2 separate regions of the Homo sapiens genome follow, and region 2 is linked to region 1. Evidence: read pairs that join two places in POLR2A ChIA-PET (ENCODE). Cell type or tissue: PC-9. All regions are shown on one strand.

Region 1 (2,500 bases):
AAAAAAAACAATATCCCAAATAAAATCAGAGTCAGAAATGGAAACAGACAGTGGAGTACCTCAAAACACTGGAATGAAAAATGAAAAAAGTAAAGATCACTGATAGTTTTGACAACATTATAATGTACTTATATATGTAAATGCTATCTCTGAGTTGTTATAAGATAAATTTTAATTTTAAAAAACTTGATTATTCTATTTCATTATTAGAACAATTCTTGATTTGTTAAGTTATCCAGATGTGTTACTTACTCTTGATATAAGAATATTTAAAAGGCTCATTTAAAACAATTTTTTAAATAACCTGAGTTTTCTCTACAGTTTTCATCAAGCACATGAGTGCAGAGTTTGCAGACTGAGCAAGTTTGTAGGAATGAAGATTGTAGTTTCTCACCTGTTAATTTCATTCTGTAGTATGCACCACAAGCAGGAACAAGTTAAAGCAGAATTCCTATGAATTCAAAATTAGGATACATTTTAAATTCTCATTTCTTGTAAAAATAAATGTTCACGTTTGAATAATAATGTATTTAAAACACAGTATCCTTTAACTTTTTTTTAACTTTATTGAGTAAAAATTTACTGTTCCTTTGTTCAGGGAGAAGGGGCAAATTTAAAGGCTTTACGAATGCTCTTCTAGCAGTAACAATTTGCATGTAGAATAATAAAACTTTCTGAGTTTTATTCATGGTATTTTGAAATAAGCAGTATGACATATAACCTTTAATTGTTTACTTTAAAATTAAATACGTTTTAAATTATTTAAATCTGCCTCAGGAATTATTCTAAGGTAGTCCTCCTAAGTATTAAATTGTTGTTAAGTGTAAGAGATTTAGTCCTGGTCTTTTTCCTTTTCTAATCAGCAGCCAACAGGGAAGAGTGTCGCACCCAGGAGAAAGTTAATGCAACAGGACCACAGTTCGTGAGTGGAGTGATTGTGAAGATCATTAGCACAGAGCCTCTACCTGGCAGGAAACAAGTCCGGGTAATGATTTTGAGCCCCTAGGGTATTTGTTCCTTTCTTCTCTTATTATTTCCCTGTGTGAAAATGTTTTGAATATGGAAGATAAAACAAATCAAGTTAGAATTTGTTTCCCTATGGTAAACTACTGTACAGTTTTAATTCCATGGTAACTCTTAGGTTTAATTTTGAAGCAAAATCTAGAGGCTGAAATTCCTCACTAAATCTATATGTAAGCACAGTTTAAACATCCTTCTCTATAGGAAAATTGTAACTTTTGCTTATTTTTATTGGCACTGATTTTTTTTGTATTACCTATGTGCTGATTATCTTTAAAATTTTAATTATAGAAAAGTAAAATATTTTTGAAAACCTCTTAAAATTTTTCACGCATGTGCCAAAAAACCCATACTTCTATATAATTTACGCTACAAATTGCTGTACATACAGGTTTATAATTTTTTCGCTTTATACAGTCTATCTTCTGTAGCCTTTTATACCACATTGGTAGCAATACTTTCTATTAGGGAAATTATATACTTTTAGGTGAGAGTACCATATCTTATTTACCCTTACCCTGCCTGTCACCCATTTAAGTGAATCCTTTTCTTTTTAAAAAGTGTGAAATGCTCTGTAACATACCACATATTTTAAGTATTTTCTTATACTGACATTCATCATCACTTAGTATGTTGTTTTGGTTTTACGTAGACTCATCAGTCACAGGTTTTAACTTGAATACCATTGAGGTGGTGGTTTGTTTATCTGTAAGCCCTCCTTATCTGAAATACTGTCCTACAATCCTATAGCTGTCACTAAGAAACAAATTTTGATCCTCTTTGCAATGTTGGTGAAGGATTTGGCCAAATCCAAATTGCTATTACCAGCTTGCATTTCAGGAGACAGCTGAAAATTGAGGGATGTAAATACTGCTCTGATTAATCAGATTGCAAAACATTTAATACAAAAATTGCTCAGAGTTATTTCTAATCAACTCATTAAATAACTTCTGTTATTTAAAGGGTAACTTTATCAATTACAAATTCATCATTTATGATCATCAAAATCATAAAATCAATCCCTGCATTAATCCAGTTAGTAGTTACTTACATTTTGCTGAAACAAAAACTGAGCTGTGTTGGTTACAACTGTCTGTGACTTGCCCATGTGATTACCAGGCTAATTTGTCATTCTATGGGTTTTAAATTCTAAGGGTTTTAAATCAAGAGATTAGCCTGACATTATAATGGATATTTAGTATATATCTTTTGAGTTGTAGTAATTGAATATGCTCAAAAGTCAGTTATAAAACTCATTACTACTACTGAATGCATTCAAATTTCAACAATACTGAGTTTTTTACTTGCTTTATATCTAAATTTGGTACTAATTAACTAGGTAAAGAAGTGGGAAGGACTAGCAAGTGTAAGTCTCTGCAGTTTTTTTTTTTTTAATTTGGCAAACAGTTACTAAATGCCTGTTTTGTGATAGTTGCTGAGTGTTGGGATGAGTTAAGATCTAGTCCCTGGCTTCTAGAAA
Region 2 (2,500 bases), 75 kb after region 1:
TGGGCAACAAGGTGAAACCCTGTCTCTACTAAAATACAAAAAAAATTAGTTGGCCATGGTGGCGGGCGCCTGTAGTTCCAGCTACTCGGGAGGCTGAGGCAGGAGAATTGCTTGAACCCAGGAGGTGGAGGTTGCAGTGAGCCGAGATTGCGCCACTGCACTCCAGCCTGGGCAACAGAGCAAGACTCTGTCTCCAGACAAAAAAAAAAAAAAAACAGGAAACAAATTCTAACACATGCTACAACATGGATGAGCCTTAAAGACACAGTCTTTTTTTTTTTTTTTTTTTTTGAGACAGAGCCTTGCTGTGTCGCCCAGGCTGGAGTGCAGTGGCGCCATCTCGGCTCACTGCAACCTCTGCCTCCCGGGTTCACGCGATTCTCCTGCCTCAGCCTCCCGAGTAGCTGGGACTACAGATGCGAGTCACCATGCCCGGCTGTTTTTGTATTTTTAGTAGAAACAGGGTTTCACCATGTTGGCTAGGCTGGTCTTGAACTCCTGACCTCAAGTGATCCTCCCGCCTCAGCCTCCCAAAGTGCTGGGATTACAGGCGTAAGCCACTGCACCTGGCCAAAGACATTGTCCTAAGTTAAAAAAGCCAACCACGATTCCAAATATATAAGGTACCTAGAGTAGTCAAATTTACAGAGGCAGAAAGTAGAATAGTGGTAGCCAAGGGCTGGAGGCTGGGGGAATGGGAAGTTGTTGTTTAATGGGTACAGAGTTTCAGTTTTGCAAGATGAAAAGAGTTCTCGAAGATTGGTAGCACAACAGTGTAAATGTGAAAATGGCAAATTTTATGTTACATGATTTTATCCAATTTAAAAATATAAATAAATAATAAAAATTTAAAATATCAGGTAGTAAGAAGGATTATGAAGAAGATAAAACAAGTAGGTGCACAGAGCACTTGGGGTGGGGTGGGTAGATTTATATTTGGTGGTCAGAGAACACTTCCCTGATAAGTGACAGTCAAGCAGAGATCTGAAGTCTGTGAAGGAGGAAGCACACATCTGGGGAAAGAGCATTTCAGCAGATGTTAAAGCAAATGCCAGTGGTAAAAAGTGGAACCAGTTTGGTGTGTTCTAGGAATAGGAAGAGAGCCAGTTGTAGCTCAAACATGATAGGAGAGGAGAGTGGTGGAATAAGGTCTCAGAGAGGTGGTGATGGACAGATCATGTTTCGAGTTATGCCTGAGTATGTATAAAGGCATCCTGGTATGAATAAAATGTAGGTATTATATTTCTCTGTAATTGTAGACATAGTGTCTGTTTGTTTGAAGGCAGATGATTCTGTTGACTTACCTCAGACATATTTTCACTCTCTGTACCTCTCTAAGTTAGATGAACATTCGTATTGGAGATAGAGTCTCCAAGCTGTATTCAGTATTATTCTTCTTCCCACCCCCACCTTGCCATTTTTCTAAGGGAATAGATTTCCAAAATTTTCAAGTTGCAGAATGAATGCTGTATTTATAGTTCAGAGCTAAAATTTAAGCTTATTTTAAGAATTCTCTTATTGCGGGAGGCCGAGGCGGGCAGATCACAAGGTCAGGAGATCGAGACCATCCTGGCTAACACAGTGAAACCCCATCTCTACTAAAAATACAAAAAATTAGCCGGGTGTAGTGGTGGGTGCCTGTAGTCCCAGCTACTCGGGAGGCTGAGGCAGGAGAATGGCGTGAACCTGGGAGGCGGAGCTTGCAGTGAGCCAAGATCACCGCCACTGCACTCCAGCCTGGGTGACAGAGGGAGACTCTGTCTCAAAAAAAAAAAAAAAAAAAGAATTCTCCTATTGCAAAAGTAAGTTTAAAAGGTATGGAAATCAAAGTAAAACTTTTAATTTCAGAATTATCAATAATTTATTGGAAAATACGTAATAAAATGTTCAGTGTTTATAAATATGTATCCATAGCTTACTATGAACTTTATATATAAAATTATATAATACATATATAATTCAGAGACTAGCTGTAGTATGCAGAATAGTTATGGTTAAAATACTATGTTCTGTGTTGTTTAACTCAAATTTTTATATGGAACTAGAGAAAAGTCCTCTCTTAATTATGGCATTAAATGTGTGATATTGGAGAGAACATAAGATTTAGCCAGCAGAGATCAGGTTCAAATACACTGAATATTATTGACTAGATGTATAGCCTTTGGAAAGTTATAAATCCTCTCTGAGCCTCAGTTTCATCACTTGAAAATAATATCACAGATTATGGTTGCTGTAAGGATTGAAATATTGTAAATAAAGCATATGGTATACATCCAAGTAATTTTTATAAAATTACAAATTAAACAACCTAATATTACACCTTAAAGAACTAGAAAAAGAACAAATTAAGCCCAAAGTTAGTAGAAGGAAGGAAATTTATTATTTTTAAATTTAAATTTAAAATTATTATTAGACTAGAAATAAATAAATAAATAAAACTAGAAAGATAAAAAAGATCAATGAAACCAAGGGTTGGTTTTTTGAAAAGATAAACAAAATC

What was found. Peaks named below come from ENCODE experiments on the same cell type or tissue, not always from the same donor. Only the 100,000 strongest peaks of a DNase experiment are listed, where the experiment ranks them.
Region 2: POLR2A ChIA-PET joins it to region 1 with 5 read pairs; 6 of 35 experiments call an interaction of 5 or more read pairs at or near these places.

The regions. Positions count from the first base shown.
Region 1 is chr4:112,649,598-112,652,097 of GRCh38, forward strand. It overlaps LARP7 (La ribonucleoprotein 7, transcriptional regulator), which reads left to right. Exons shown (of 13, transcript NM_016648.4): 9 at 1-89; 10 at 864-985. MIR302CHG (miR-302/367 cluster host gene) reads right to left here and starts at 454. Exons shown (of 3, transcript NR_146092.1): 1 at 395-454. In PC-9, no CTCF peak of the experiment used is centred here; no DNase peak of the experiment used is centred here.
Region 2 is chr4:112,725,088-112,727,587 of GRCh38, forward strand. It overlaps a transcript of ANK2 not described here. Among named protein-coding and RNA genes, the nearest start is that of MIR302CHG, 76 kb to the left of the region's middle. In PC-9, no CTCF peak of the experiment used is centred here; a DNase peak (open chromatin) is centred at 1,164.